Regions from separate parts of the Mus musculus genome. Here region 1 is linked to region 2. The links are chromatin loops, found by intact Hi-C in ENCODE. Cell type or tissue: heart. All regions are shown on one strand.

Region 1 (8,000 bases), 53 kb before region 2:
TTGCTCTATTGTTCGTTGATTTCCATGAGGCAGAGCGTCAGAGCTAACAAGGCATTCATTGCTGCCCTCATAGTAGGCAAGAAGTAGAGAAAGACAGACAGTCAGGAGTCATGGCAAGATAAAACCCTCAAAGGACATGCCTCCAGCTATCTACTTACCCCACCCGAGGGTCACCAGGTTGTTTCTAGCTCTCCCCAAATAGTGCCACCATCTGAGGACCGAGCCTTCAACACACAAGCCTGTTGTGTTTATTTCATGCTCTGACCACGATAGTGCGGTTATTTGGCACCAATGAACCCTGGCCAGTGACTATATTCTCTTTTCTATCTGAATACCTCTGATGGGAGAGGGCTGACTCCACACTGAAGTAAATAATTATCCACTTAAGTCCAGAGGAGCCATGACAGAAAATAAACAAAGCACGTGGCAGTTACGCAGTTGATGATTTTCATCAAGCTAAGAGAGGAAACTATTTTTAGCTTCGCTCAGCCCCAGAGGAAACTTCTCAGCTGGAGCAGGACAGAAAGCCTGTATTTTTGTTTGTTTGTTTCTTTCTTCTTTTCACCCTTGGTTTTGTTCTTCAGTTTTTAACTTGCCAAACAGTTACATTCAGATTTGAATAGTAATTTAACATTTTCTTGTTCTAGAGCCAACTGAAAATGAATTTAGCTTTTCCAGTTCAGGGCCCCAGTCTTCTGGTCACCAGCAGCCCAGGTGTAGAGGGCAGCGGTGGCAGAATGTTGACTACCAGGACACTTAGTCCAGTTGGCAAGGCAGCCATTCTATCTCGGTGTGTGTTTGAGCACATGGGAAAGTTGTGAAGAGTGAAGACTAAGCTCTCCCTATTTATGACTTTGCCTTACCCGATGTGGCTCACATCAGATTGCTGTCTACCAGCCACAAGACCCTGAAGGTGGAAAAGGCTGACTGGGGCATCCTATCCAGGATGAGAAATTCCAGTTGTACTGCATTCAGTTTAGCAAGAGCTCCGCTGAGATAAACAGGGGCACCGATAGGTGGAAGACTGTTGTGAGCATGGCCATGCTCTTCATTGACTTCATGGCTTCCATTCCGATTTGGGAGATGCACTCTGTGAATGGCCCAATCCCTCAGACTTTTGATCGAGACCGGGTGACCATGCAGAGCAATCAGATGCTACGTAGGAAGGTCAACCCCATTTAGGACTTCTCCACCAAGTGGGACCAAGACAAGAATGAGTGGAAGCAGTCAGACGCTGCTGCTTGTCAGCTCCCTCCCCCAACTCAGCATGGTGGAAGCCACTGTGTCCAATGGTACATGCTAATAAATGACCGGTTAATATGAATTAGAAAAAAGTTGATTTTAGACTTACTTTCTATTTTGAAGTAGAAAGGACTAAAACACTGCTCTATTTTATGGCTTCTCAAAATTTTCGTAATTCATTTTTCCTTTTCTATTAACACATAGTAATTGTATATGTTACATATATTTGTGGAGTGCAGCATGGTATTTCAGTACATGTATACAATGCTATGGTCAAACACTAGGATCTATACAGTAATTTTAATCTTATTTGTGAATGATATTCATATGCATAGTTATTTTCTCTCATTCTGCTAATTCTGGTGCTGAAGAGATGGCTTTGCTATTAGGAGGGTTTTCTAGTCTTACATAGGACCCAGGTTCTATTTCCAGCACCCACACCGGTGGTTCACAACTATCTGTAACTCCAGTTTCAGTGGATTTGATATCATCTGGCCTTCTCCTGCACTTGCTGCACACCATGGTGTACACAAAGACATGCACACACACACACACACACACATACACACACATTCCTAAAAATAAATAAATCTAAACAAATTTTAATTCAACATTATTCTGTTAGTCAATTTTTTTGTTAATGCTGTTTCACGTAGTAGGAAAACTGAAGATTTTCAGAGGTGAAATGTAAAAGCATTTGCTTAACATTAAATATTGCTTATTCCTCTTTGGCAGCTCATGTTTTTATTTGAGATTCTGTTACAGAAAACTAAGGAAGTAAAAAAGGTATGTGCAAGCGTAGTATTTATTCTGAGGCTCACACTTTGTCCAAATACTTTTTGAAACTGAGACTTGAGCAGTCTTGAGATGGGGATTGCTAATAACCACTGCTAATCCAGTAGATTATGCTCACTTCTCCTGAGCACATGGGTTGAACATAACATGTGCATAGATGCACGCCATCCACTAGACACAAAGATGTGTGAGTCTGATTCGAGGCCTACAGATGAACAGGAACACAGGTAATGAGGCTGCAATACCAAGCTGCTCGTGCTGCCGCTGAATTACAGGGTGGAGAGGCTATCAAAGTGCCATTCTGTCTCTAACACTGAGTTGAACAGTGTTAGAGTTTGCAATTTCACATTGATACAAAGTTTTATTATGACTTAATTCTCCAGTGAGGTTAGTACTATAGACATTCTTTTTTTTTTAAAAAAAAGATTTATTTATTTATTATATATATATGAGTACACTGTAGCTGTACATATGGTTATGAGTCATCATGTGGTTGCTAGGAATTGAACTCAGGACCTCTGCTTGCTCCAGCCCTGCTCACTCTGGTTTATTTATTTATTTATTGTTATATGGTAAGTACACTGTAGCTCTCTTTAGACATACCAGAAGAGGGCATCAGATCTCATTACAGATAGTTGTGAGCCATCATGTGGTTGCTGGGATTTGAACTCAGGACCTTCGGAAGAGCAGTCAGTGCTTTTATCCACTGAGCCATCTCACCAGCCCCGACATTCTTGTAATATAGAAAAATACTTTCAATTTTCGTATAGATACTAGGAATAAGATGTTTAAAAAATACTTATGGGGAAAGCATCTTGGATATCTTTTTTGAAGAATGGCTTTGCATTTTTTGAGAGTAGATCACGTTTTTTAAAACTATACATATCACTGTTTCTTCACATTAAGTTTTGTTTTCTTGTGATATGAATTTGGGACCATTTTTTTGAAAGTGTAAGTTGCAGATGAGTTTCATAAAATAGTTAGTTGATTTTGTTACTATTCACTTTGCTTACTTTATATACAGTTCCATAGCTTTGTGTAACCCGTAGCATAAATCTTATTTTATGTTACAAAGCACTTGCCTGATAAAAGGTAGTGAATGATCTTGGAGTGTTTGTGACTGAATATTAAGATTTGGGGATGTTCTAGGAAAACCTGGGTTCAGTGTATGTGAGCCAGCTTGAAGGCGCCAGAGCAGCTTGCAGGGGCAGCAGACAGAATTAAGATGTCCCAGAGTGCAATTTGTTGGGGGAACTTAGGCAGAGAAGCATGTCTTAGGTGACAGCAAGATCAATGGATCAGTAGGATTTGAGCAGGGAGCAGATACAGTGACTTCATCATAGCTGGAATGCACCCAACTTCTAAGTATCATCCAAGATGGCAGGCACATTTAGTGCCAGAGTCTTACTCTAAAGCCCCACCCTCTTTAATGGGGTTTATGTATTTATAGTATAGTGAGAATTTGTGTGGAGAAAAGTAACCAGAATCAGTCGTGGTGGCTGTGACTCATGAAGGCAGTGATAAGGTAGGATTGAATTTCTATGGGGTAAAAAATGGGACATAATTGTGTTGCTCTAGAATAAATATGTTCTTTCAGCATTAGTATAGTCTTCATATGCTTTACACCATAGGCAGTGTTTTGACCTTCTACAATATAACATTTTAAGTTAGAGCTGTTTATTTATTTAACATGTATGGGTGTTTGGCCTGCATGCTTGTCTTTGGCCACATGTGTGCCTGGTGCTCTATAGGTAAGAAGAGAGTTTAGAGTCCTTTGGGACTGGAGGTTGCAGATAGTTTTGAACTACCATGTGCATGCCGGAAATCAAACCCAGGTCCTCTGGAAAAACAGCCAGTGTTCTTAACTGCCAAGCCACCTCTCCAGCCTCCTTTCCTTCTAAGTTTGTGTCAATCACACAACTGCCCTGCAGCCTCTTCAGATTTTCCATTGTTTGCGGATGACGTCTAGTTTCTTTCAGGACTGTTGTCTACTTTATGCTGTAGCCTGATTGAGTTTATCCTCAGACTTCACTGTCCAATGACTGCCCCCCACTCATGAGGAATTAGCCATTTTTGTGTGTGTCTGTGTTTATCAACCTGTTTTTTTATGTTTTTCTCTGATTGTAGCATATATCAGATTATTGTAAGTTGCTCATTCACTCGTGTGTATCTCATTTCATTACTTATCTTTTGATCACTAGTGCTTAACACAGCGCAGATTAAAAATTGTTTATCTAATGATTATTATCCTCCCCAAAGCACTATGTAATTAACATGATTTTTAAGAAACCATTAGTAAATCATACCCTTTAACTCAAATGTTAATTATAATTTTTAGGATATTTATTTCTAAGTTGTTTTGGATATTTTGTGTATGATTAATTAGCTTTAATACTGGCCCTGTTTATCCTTGCCACTAATAAAACTGATCATTTTTACTGTAGCAAATTACTATAAACTTAGAGCAGCAGAAGTCTATTACCTGACCGTGTTGGAGGTCAGACACCTGAAATAGGTCTTACGGTGCCAGGGGCAGTGGGCTGGCAGGACTGCCTTCCTTCTGGATGCTTCAGGGGAGAATCTGTCCCTTGCTTTTTTTTGTAGCTCCTGGAGGTTACATGCACTCCTTGGCTTGAGGCCACCTTCCAGAAATTGCATCACTTTGACATCTGTTTCAGGGATCATATCTCCTTCCCTCACTCCCTCGCCTCCCTAAGTAAGGACTCTGAGTGCACTGGGTTTGCTGAGAATAGCCAGGATAACCACCCCCACACTCTCACCCCCACTTCATGACCCTTCTTAATCACACCCTCACAGTTCTTTTGCCATGTGATTCATCAGTAATTAGGACACAAAGCTGAATGTGGTTTCTCACTGCTATATCCTCACACATTGGAAGTGAAAGCAGGAGCCTAGGAATTTAGGATCATCTTTAGCTGCCCAGCAATTTAATGCCAAACTGGGCTACATGGAATCCTGTCTCAAAAAACCAAAGCAAACCAAAGCAAACCAAGACTGAGCTAGGACATTAGAACATGGGCGTCGTTATGTGGTCATTAATGTATTATCTACTCTATGGATTAAATTAAAACTTACTTGGCTTCCTAAGCTGAGGGTAAAAACAAATTAGTATTTGAAAAACAAACCAAGACGAGCAAGCAAGCAAGCAAACAAACAAACAAAACCCAAACAAACCAACAAAAACTAGACTCCACCACACAGACTGCAGGATGTTCTGTAAGTAAGCATAAGTGTTCATTTATGTAGAGAGAGGAACATAGTCATTGATAGGATACTCTTCATGAGGAGAAATCCCACCATATTGTATAATGAAGAAGTATGCTTGACATTGGAGAAAGAATGTGAGCTTAAGAGGTTAAGCATGTTGGGGGTTAGGCAGATAGTTCATCTGTAAACTGCTACAAAATCACAGGCATTCAGATCCCCACCACCCACATAAAAGCTGGCTGTAGTTGCTCATCTCTGTAGCCCTCGTGCTGTGGGGAGGGTGGAGTCAGATGGATCCCTGGAGCTTACTGGTCAGCCAGACCAGCTAATCAATGAACTCTGGATTCAGGGAGAGACCGTGTCTCAAAAGATAAAGCAGAGAATGGTAGTGAAAGATACCAGTGTCAACCTCTGGGCTCTACACGTGCACATACACACACCACATATAGAATAAAAATGATTAAATGTCGTTTATTGAGTTATTAGTAACATATTCAAGTAGGTGTCAAAGCCTTGAGCCTAAATTGTAAAATATAGAAGCTATGGGTTTTGCTATATTTGGGTCTTAAATGAATAAAAAAATCAGCATGAGTTCTATAAGAATGAAAATGTACCCATAAAGTTTAACAAATATGTTTAGTTTTAGCAAATCTTACTTAAGATCTCTTCAATGGAGGACATGGAAGGACCTCTTAGTTGATAGTTTCTCCCTGGCAGACATGCTCACGGGCATAAAGGCCACAACCACCGAGAGCTCATTTTCAGCATTAGTACGACGTGCATTGCTCTCAAGATACCTGGTCCACATTACAGGAAATCATAACCGGACATAGTACAGAGATCAAAGGATCCTGGGGAGCCACAATGGATATATCTTCATCAGACCTCCAGCGTCCAGGGCTGTAGGACATCAGTGAACGGGGGATGGAATGACTGAAAGAACCAGAGGTCCAAGGAGTCTGCTGTGAGAATGTGTTTCCTAGAAACGAGCACTCAAAAAAGGACAATGTCAATAGGCATGCCAGTGCAGAAGGGAAAAAAAAATCTCATGAAGTCTCCCTTCTAGACCAAGAACTATAAGCCTCTAATGACTGCTGAGAGAGGGAGATTAACCTTTCCCAGGAAAGAGGTTCCTGAGGAGTTACTGATACAAATGGTCATTCCTGAAATCATATACCACATACACACAAACAATAAAAACAGACACAACAGGATGTATTTTTATATTTGTGCCCCTTCTCTTTATGTATGCGTGTGTGTGTGTATGTGTGTAATCATACTCAATGAAAAAGGTTATCAGTTTGAGTGAGAGAGGAGGGGCACTATGGGAGGGGTCGGAGGGAAGAAAGGGAAGATGAGAAGTGATGCAATTATATTTTAATTAGAATAGGCTAGATTAAAAATAATACAAAAAGATAGATGGTCAACAGAAAACCACATAAAACATTTGATACCTAACATATGTAGCTTTCCGCTTAACTTGTCTCAAACTGTAAATGCTTTTGTGTTGTGCCATATGTCTTTTTATTGCGTAGGTACAAAACTGTGGGAAGCAAGGTTTTCTGAAATAGGACTCTTGGGGACTTGGATTACTCACTTTTTTTTCTGGGGTGGATGGAGCTGACTTTAAATTGCAACACAGGCTAAGTGATGAGACACTCAATGTTTATGGAGGAAAAGCTATATTTTAAATGGTTTTGGTAGGGTTAATGCTTGCAGCCTGGATTCTCAAATGTGTGGTCTTTCTTTTCCTTTAGCACTTTGCACCTTTACAGGAGCCAGACACAGGGCTGTAAGCTCTTCTTTCTGGGAGGATGTGAACTCGGGGAGGGGGGTGGTGACACTGATGGCATTTGCTCCTAACTTCTTTTAGGCTTTTGTCAAGATGGGCGTCTCAGAAGCGGTGAGTTTCTAGAGTGGAGCAGTAGAACGTTCTAGTGTTAGTGAATGTTCACGTGTGCCCACTCGAATCATTTGGAATTGCTAAAATATCACGGTTATTTTAATAGGGTTGCTTAGCTTCTTTGTTTTTCTTCAATTGCAAGGTTCTAGGGATTCCTAGGAAAACCTAGTTAATGGAACATTCACAAGAAGAGGGCCATGTTTCCAAGAGAAAGGGTATTTTGGGTGAGAAAGTATTTATTGAAAGACCAATTTACCATCATGTATTTATTAACATAGCCAAGTGAGAAACAGGTTGCACCATGTTGGAAAACGAGAGCTTGGTGGAGAAATCCAACTCGGGCTGTGTATGTTTATTAGTCTACTGATCTAAGAACATTCCTTTACACTGTAGTGGCTTTGGATATATATTTATTAGTCTACTGATCTAAGAACATTCCCCTACATTGGAGTGGCTTTGGCTATATTTTCTCTAAAAGTTGTTAGAATGGATTTTTTAAAACATGGGTTTATTAATCACGCTGAGCACAACTCTGCTGTACAGGCACCCTTTTTCTAGCAGCCAATGATGGGGCACCTTCCAGTAGTTGACAACGATGGTGGCGGCGACTTCCCACTGGGAAGTTGGGCTATTTAGCAGCTCACTCAGTTTTATAGAGGGATTAGCTGTTCCTAAGGAGTTAGCTGGTGTGTGACAGTCACTTATCCACTGGAGAACTGCCAGAGTTTTGACATCAGCTACTTTTTAGGGTATCAGATTTAAAAGAATTTGTGGGCTAGTGCTTTCTGGAGAAGCTAGAAATAACCCCACCTTAAAAAAATATTTATGAGAC
Region 2 (8,000 bases):
GTCCTCCTCAGCTGACTTTTATCCGAGAGGAACATTGGGTTAGTGTAGTGTAATCATTTATTGCTTTCAGTTTTAATCATGATTGATGAAACCGATCCTGATGATTGATTTCTGCGGGTTCTATGAAACAGTAATAGTTTCTTAGTGGATTTATCAACGTGTATTCTCACAAACTAGTACTATTAGCTACAACTCTGAGGCAAGAGTGGAAACCAACATTTAAAGGAATCCTGGAGAGGCCCAGGATTATAGGAGGCCAGGAGCTCACCAGCTACCCTGACATCAAGGGTGTCATTATCCTCCACTCAGGGACTTGACCTGACAAAAACTTCACTTCCTTTTTCCCTTCAATTTCTCTTTTCTTCTTGGTTTCATTTCCTGCTACTGCAGACTAACTCTGTCCTGGGAGAACATATGGACACCTGTGGTACCCAGCTAACGTAATGGCTGGGGGCCATCAGTGAAAAATGACTGCATGTCATCTTCCACTGTGGTAATGTTAGGGTACATCTAAAGCAGACCTGGTGGGACTGAATGAAACCTGTCCAAACCTGTCACCAGAGTGGCTTCTTGTGCGCCTTTGTGGGGGTAGATTTGGATTGGAGACGGTACAAGAATCGACAGCACCAAGTTTGATCTACATTGTAGTGGATGCTATTTAGACGTTACAGTCGTGTCTACCACAGCTAAATCCCTCACGGATATTTTTCAGAGTTGTTCACACATAGACATAGAAACCCTCGCTTGCTTTGAGTTTGGTTTCGGGTGTGAAGTCTCTCAGAGCATATTCATCTTCAATAAACATCTCTTCTTTGAGAAGGCTGATGAAATTGAATTTTGCCCACAGGATCACAGCGTGCACACTCATTATTAGTGACCATTGAACAGATTTTATTCATTTCTTCTATCTTAAATCATGTTGGTTGCAATGCTAACACCAAAACACTAGCTTCATTAAACCTAGTACCAGAGATATTAAGAAGATGTTCAGGTATTCTTTACCCCCCCCCCCCATGTGTGTGTGTGTGTGTATGTGACTGTGTGTGTGTGTTCAGGTGTGGATGCTAGGATAGCCTACCTAGCATTCACCACACGCCTTTCTCTCTGTGTGTGTGTGTGTGTGTGTGTGCATGCTTGAATGTGTGTGGATGTCACGATAACCTAGCTGGCTAATGAGCCCCTGGCACCTGCCTGTCTCAGTCTCACCACTGCTGAAATTACAGGCAGGCACCTCCATCCCTGGCATTTGACTGACTTCTGGGGACCTGAACTTGGGCTCTCTTGCAAACACCACTCACTGAGCCATTTCCCCAAGGCTTCTATATTCTTACAAATATGATAGTGTTACAAGTCAGTTTAAATTTCTGAGGAGAAACTGAAGGACTTAGAAATCCATAGCCAAATGTGTGGTATTTATACAGTTCCATAAGTAGAAATATCTACTTGAGGTCTTTGATTACACTGCTACAGAACATATTAGGAGTTCTGCTGAATGGGAGAAGCAACCTGCCAAGAGAGCACAAGGTAGGCTGGGGCCTCTTGTGGCTGGGAGGTGCACTCTTTCAGGTGTCTCTCAAAGCAGTTTCAGAGATCACAGAGGTAGAGGCTTATTGCTTGCGACAGTGTGTATTGCATTTATTAATTTGATGCCAGATCTGTAAAGCACATATAAGCATGTTATTTCTGGAAAAGCCCTTTACGGTACCAAGCTGGTTTGTTGTTTTCTACCACCAAAGGTGACAGGAGGAATCATGTCCTTTGAGCCTCCTAATGGTTAGATTCTCTTCAGTGGAGTGGGAAGAGGAGGTGGCTTTGTGCTTTCTAATGAACACTGAGGAACCCCTCCACTCTGCTGCTATGAGAGCCGACTCTATGTTTTCTGGTTAGAGCTTCCCTGGGTGATTGATGTTGACTGTGCTCCCAGATCTGAACGTGTACTGACAGCCCCAAAGGCAACCTCGCTGGAAGCCATCGCACTATTCATTTTTAACATACTGGCGATAACAGTATCAGTCACACTTCACCTCGACCCCTGTTTTTCAGAGGAGTGAAGTTCTACTGTAAGGGTCAAGGACAGGGTCATACCGAGCTCCAGTCTTAATTGGGACCGTGGAGAACGCAGCAGTCTTCTCTGACCCACGGAATGTGCCCTCGTGGGTCAGAGAGTCATCTGGCTGCTCGTGGCTGCCCTCCCTGCCCGCCTATTTTTGGAGACAAGGCAATTGTGTGTTTTCACGTTATCTTTCAGTGATATGGAGTTAGGATCGTTTTTTTGTTTGTTTGTTTGTTTTTGTTTCTGTTTTTTGTTTTTCGTCTTGGAAGAAGAGGAGCCCGTGCACCTTTATAGATTAAAGATATTGTATGCAAGCAACTGAAATCTCTGGAGAAGAGGGCTTTACAATGTGAAAGATCTGTTGTGCTGTTATGAATGTCTGAAGCAATGTGGCACGCCAGGACAGAAATAGGTTTCTGAGAAATGTGTGGTGTGTTTGTTTCCTGATACCATTACAACTCTATCTACTGATCTCAGCGAACTTGGGGTGTCCAGATTCTCTCTGGCTCAGCACTTGCCCCCTGGCCCCCATTCCGTTGCACAATCACGGCTTGCCTAAAGCCTCCACTCCTCTTGAGTTCAGACATTTTATGAGTTGAAATTTATTAACTGTCCCCTCCGTCGCTTTGTTTAGAAGGCTCTATATTTTCATATACCCTGATAAAATGCCAAGACATATTTTCTTACTATGTTTATTATGCTCTCTGTGAACATATTTAACAGGTTCAAGTCTATTAAATCCTGACTTTACGATAATTTTTTTATTCAAAGTAACCTTTCTTTTTATTAACTTGCTAATTGGTTTGGCACACTTGTTTAATTATTCAAATTTACAATGATTTGCTTCTAAGTGGTTGATTTTATATCTAAAACGGTCTAAAATAAGAGCAGTGGTAATGACATTTTACAAACTATTTTTTTCAGTATTATTCTTTTGCAGTTGTATTACGGTAGTCCAGGTGAAAACACTCCCCCTCGTGGTCATTACAGTAAATGCGGGCACTAAGCATTAAGTACATTTTCTGATCAATAGAATCAACTAATAGATTGGTTCACTGTGTTTTGTATTGGTTGCAGGGACTTGCAGCATTCAGAACCATGAATTTCACAATGCCATGATAGATAATAGTAATTCACAGTGTTTCATAGTCCTGTACGCTGTGTTGCTACAGTTAGAAAACAGATGGACTTTTCTGAGTGCATAAGAAGTTTCACTCTCATGAGTCAATGACTTTGCCTTTTGAAAATTGTATCTATATCAGAAAAGAAATAAAAAATTATTTTTCATAAGCGACACAAGTAAGATGCAAAATGTTCTCTCTTACCGTGTAAGTATACACAGACTTACTGCAAAATGCATTTGTGATGTTAATCTTCACTGTTCTCCCAACTGGATTTGGAGTTACCTAGCAGACACACCCCTGGGCCTGTCTGTGGGCGTGTCTCCAAGAGATTTAACTGAGGAGCGAAGGCCTGCTCTGAATATGGGTGGTACCTTCCCAGGGGCTGCAATTCCAGAACAAAGGAGAAAGCAAGCAGAGGAAAATTCGGCTTGTTTTTTCTTGTTTCTTGCTGACTTCAGGTACAATGGGGCTAGCTACCTCCTGCTTCTTCCTTCCCTGATTGACTACATCCCTTCAAACTATGAGCTAAAATAAACTCTTCCTTAAGTTGTATAAGTAGATAATTTGTCATGGCAACAAGAAAGGGAACCAATACAATACGTCTTAGAATAGCTCCCTGTAGGCTTAGGGTTTTTTAAATCCCACTTTTAAGAAGGGTTTTAAAACACTTCAATCTCCCGCCCTCCAAATACCATGTGAGTCTGCCTCAGCAAAATGCAGTGTGAGTCTTGTTCAGCAAAAGACCATGTGAGTCTGCATCGCATTACAACCAGAAACTTCCACTTTAGTCCCCAGCCACAGCCTATGCTGGGAGCGTAGTTTATTTCTATGCCTTCATGTAGGTGCCGACTCCAGCTTTCTATTTGCCAATGACCAGATCTTACCCAAGATATTTAAGCTCTCTAGTAAAACCTTCCATTAACTTGTAATTGCTTCCGTGACATCTCAGAAAGAGTGACCTTAAGATATCAAGACAAGTTTGCCTTGCAAGTTGGCCTGTAATCACTTTGAATTAAATTCAATGTCTCACCTTCAGTGCCGTGCTGAATCTTCCTCCCTGTCCTCAGCTCTGCTCATGAGCTGCCTTGTGATTTACAGAGGAGCTTGCGGGAGTGGAAGGAGGAAGTCTGCTACCCACAGCGCCATGCCTGCCCACAGCGCCACGCCTGCCCACAGCGCCATGCCTGCCCACAGCGCCATGCCTGCCCACAGCAGCACTTTGCAGCCCCTGCCTCACTCGCTGAACTATTCCCACCTCCGTTGTGTTGTCTCTTCCCTTTTGCCCACGTACAGACATTGTTCCTGCGGCTTTCTTCATCAGAAGCCATCATTTGAATACTTTTATTTGTAACGTTTTCCTTAGGTTTATTTTATTGTTTTGTGTGTGTGTGTGTGTGTGTGTGTGTGTGTGTATATTATTAGTGTTTGGCCAGCATGTTTGTCTCTGCACCAAGTGTGTGCCCGATGCATGGCGAGCTTCAGGTCCCTTGGAACTGGAGTTACAGATGGTTGTGAGCTGCGATACAAGTGCTGGGAATGGAAGTTGTGTCCTCTGGAAGAGCAGCAAGCAACAGCTGAGCCAAGTCCTCAGAGCCAGTCTGTCCCTGTTGCTTCAGGCTTTGTTCCTGAATTTGTCTACCCTAGTATGGCTTTTGCCTGCTGCCTACACAATGTGTGTATGTGTGTGTGTGTGTGTGTGTGTGTGTGTGTGTGTGTGTGTGTGTGAGAGAGATGAAAACCACCAATGACCCCAAGCATATTGGTTATTCCGCTTTTTCTGGCCTCAGGGTCTTCTCTGATGCTTCTATTCCTGGTTCTTGATGCAGTTCCCTTTGTTCACATGTCTTCAGTCTTCCTCACTTGGATTGGTATGCACTTGGAGTCATGGGAGGGGGCTGGGCTGGGGAATTTTCTGTCTGTTTCTCTCTGATACGTGTGCAACACCTTTTTCCTTTTAAACTGTGTCACAGAGTAGAGGTCAGGGGACAGCCGTGGGCATCAGTTCTCTTGTTCACTGCAGAGTATGTCAGGCTAGCTGGCCTTGGAGTATTGGGGCAGCTTATCTCCACTTCCCATCTCATGGGGTCTTAGGATGACGTATGTGTACTCCCCTGGATGACTTGGCTTCTGGGGTTCTAAATTTAAGCTCTCATTCTTACACAGCAAGCCCCCTACCCACTGAGCCATCTCTCCAGCCCCTGTACAAAGTCTCTTGATGAAAACCATCTAATCTTACAGCTTTAAAGGCCATCTGTAGGATAACAGTGTCATGTTTTCTATGCCAGCCATCCTCTCTCTTCTGAGGGATATAGATTCAGCTGCCAGCTGATACTGTGAGACGAGAAATTTATAACCCAACCCAAGCTCTGGATTTCTTCAGCTGCACCTCCCAGCCTGTTGTATCCCTAGTTACTCTCAAGCACGAAGTTATCCTGACATCTCTGCATCCTGCTCCCCGCCTGAGGACACCCCCAAACCCACACTGTATCTTTAAAACAATGTGCAGCTGCCCCCTGCTGCTCGACACCTCCCTGTTGGTTGCTCCTGGGTGTGCTTACCCTGGGTTGCCAGAGCTACCAGTCTTCTCTGCATTAACCAAGGGGTCCTTTGAAAACATAAATCTTGTCATGACTCCATTCAACCATTCAACAATAAGAATAAAAGCTGAAGTCCTTTCAAGGCTCGCGTGATGTCAGTCTCCATGTCCCCACAATTTCCTCAGTTCATAATCCTTGCTCATTCATCCATCCCAGCCACAAGGGCTTCCTGCAGTTCCCTGGACAGCCCAGGCAAGTCTGTGGCTCAGAGCCTTGAACTTGGTGGTCTCTCTGTTGGGAACAAGCCTCCCCAGATATCTGCGGGACCAGGTCCTCACTGGCTTGACATTTACGCTGTGTCTTACAGAGCATCCTTTTTCGAGAACGGTGAAGAGTCTTATTCCAATTTCTTCTTGGACATTTTCACTCTCTAACACCCTCAGTATTTTACTCATCTTGCGCATAGAATTTCTTCTCCTCCTCGTGTCTCTCAGTTCCCCCTGTTCCCCGAAGGCCAGAATGTTTATATTGACATGGCCTCTTTCAGGTTCTTATATAGCACAGAGCAGAATGATATTTTAGCTTTAATTAAAAACATTATTGGCTAGTTTACCGTCCCACCTCATTCCGCCACATTTGCACACGTCATTCACATTTTCCTTTGAGCTTACGTGTGAGAGAAGTACTGTGATGTACGCTTTCCAGATGGAAAACTGAAGACAGATGGAGACCCTTCTGGAGGCAGAAGTCAGTATTGTCGTGGGGCTGTCACTGAGGACAAAGTTCATGCTCTGTGCTTTTTTTTTTTTTTTTTTAAACCATTCCATGCAATGGATTTCATCTGTTTTCAAACAATGGTTTATTTGTGACAGGGAATCTGATGACTTTTTCCTTCTAACTTCTTATCACCCATCTCTGCTCTATTATCATCCCTCCGTCATTGAGCACCCCCGCTTCTAAGGGGATTCTACTCTAATCAAATCATCAGATTCCCCAAGATTTCCTTGAGTGCCCCTTGAGTATGGTATATGCTTCTGCAGTTCAAAGTGGTCTTAGGCTAAGAAGATCTGTCTGGGGTCTGGAGAGCTGGCTCGGCAGTTAAGGGCTCTTGCAGATGACCAGAGCTTGTTTCCCCAGTGTGTCCATCAGGCTGCTCACAATCACCTGTATCTACAGCACTAAGGGCTCTGATGCCCCTTCCTGGCCACTGTGGTCACTCACATACACGTGTACACGCGCACATGCACAGACACACACAAACACTCACAAACAGGTAAGTGTTCAGTGCTACGAACAGTAAGACAGACTCGGGGGAAGACCTTGGTATGACGGTTACACAGATCTGCTCCATGGTATCATATCAGGAGAATAGAGGCAAGAGAAAAGCTGTGCTTTCACGAGGGGTTGGAGCGAAGTAGCTGAGGATTGCTAAGAACTCTAAAGCCCAGGCTAAGAGGAAACCATTTTGGCTTACAGCCCGGAGATCAAAACTAAAGCTGCTCCTAGGAGTCTGGTTCAAGTCACAGAGCGACTCTGCTTTCTTTGGCCCCGGATCCTCTCGTTTAATCTCTTTATCTTCTTTATTGCTTTAACTTTTGATGTAAGAAGTTTGTTTTGTAACAAGATGGGGTAGGCCAGAGACTTCTCAAAGGCACCGAGAGCTTTGCGATTCTTTGATTTTAACATCATATTACTCTAGTCTCTTTTGACTCTGCACCCACCCAGAGTTAAACTTTATCTTACCGTAGAACATTTCCTTTGAAATAATACCTTAGGGTTTTAAGGCAAATTCAAAGAATCTAGAGGTATTGTGGGAAAAATTTAAAAGTGAGGCCATACGTCATACGTGACAGCATATCCCTGTAGTCCCACCTACATCGAGGCTGAGGGTAATGGATTGTAGGAGCTTCAGAATTTAAGATCAGCCTGGCTGCATGGGGAGATATCATCTACAAATCTTCTTCTTCTTCTTCTTCTTCTTCTTCTTCTTCTTCTTCTTCTTCTTCTTCTTCTTCTTCCCCTTCCCCTTCCCCTTCCCCTTCTTCCCCTTCCCCTTCTTCCCCTTCCCCTTTGTTCCCCTTCCCCTCCCTTCTCCCTCTTCCCCTCCCCTCCCCCTCCCCCTTCTCCTCTTTCATTTAAAGCGTGTTCATGTGGAGTTTGCATGCATTAGTGGTAGTGCCTGCAGAGGTTAGAAAGGGCATCAGGGCACCAGGGCCTCCTGGAGCTGGAGTTGCAGGAGGCCATGTGACATGCTGCGTACATGCTGGGAACTGAACTTCAGTCCTC

Evidence for each region. Hi-C counts contacts between places; a loop is a spot of excess contacts. Peaks named below come from ENCODE experiments on the same cell type or tissue, not always from the same donor. Only the 100,000 strongest peaks of a DNase experiment are listed, where the experiment ranks them.
Region 1: it touches region 2 in a loop (2.7-fold over the local background); 4 of 42 quality-filtered maps call a loop at or near these places.

The regions. Positions count from the first base shown.
Region 1 is chr14:101,565,754-101,573,753 of GRCm38, reverse strand. All of the region lies in intron 1 of Tbc1d4 (TBC1 domain family, member 4), which reads left to right. It also overlaps the pseudogene Gm34417. Among named protein-coding and RNA genes, the nearest start is that of Tbc1d4, 39 kb to the left of the region's middle. In heart, no CTCF peak of the experiment used is centred here; a DNase peak (open chromatin) is centred at 4,693; H3K27ac peaks cover 1,105 bases.
Region 2 is chr14:101,512,559-101,520,558 of GRCm38, reverse strand. The region is part of intron 1 of Tbc1d4 (TBC1 domain family, member 4); the gene reads left to right. Among named protein-coding and RNA genes, the nearest start is that of Tbc1d4, 93 kb to the left of the region's middle. In heart, CTCF peaks have their summits at 1,546 and 3,033; a DNase peak (open chromatin) is centred at 4,318; H3K4me3 peaks cover 637 bases; H3K27ac peaks cover 1,266 bases.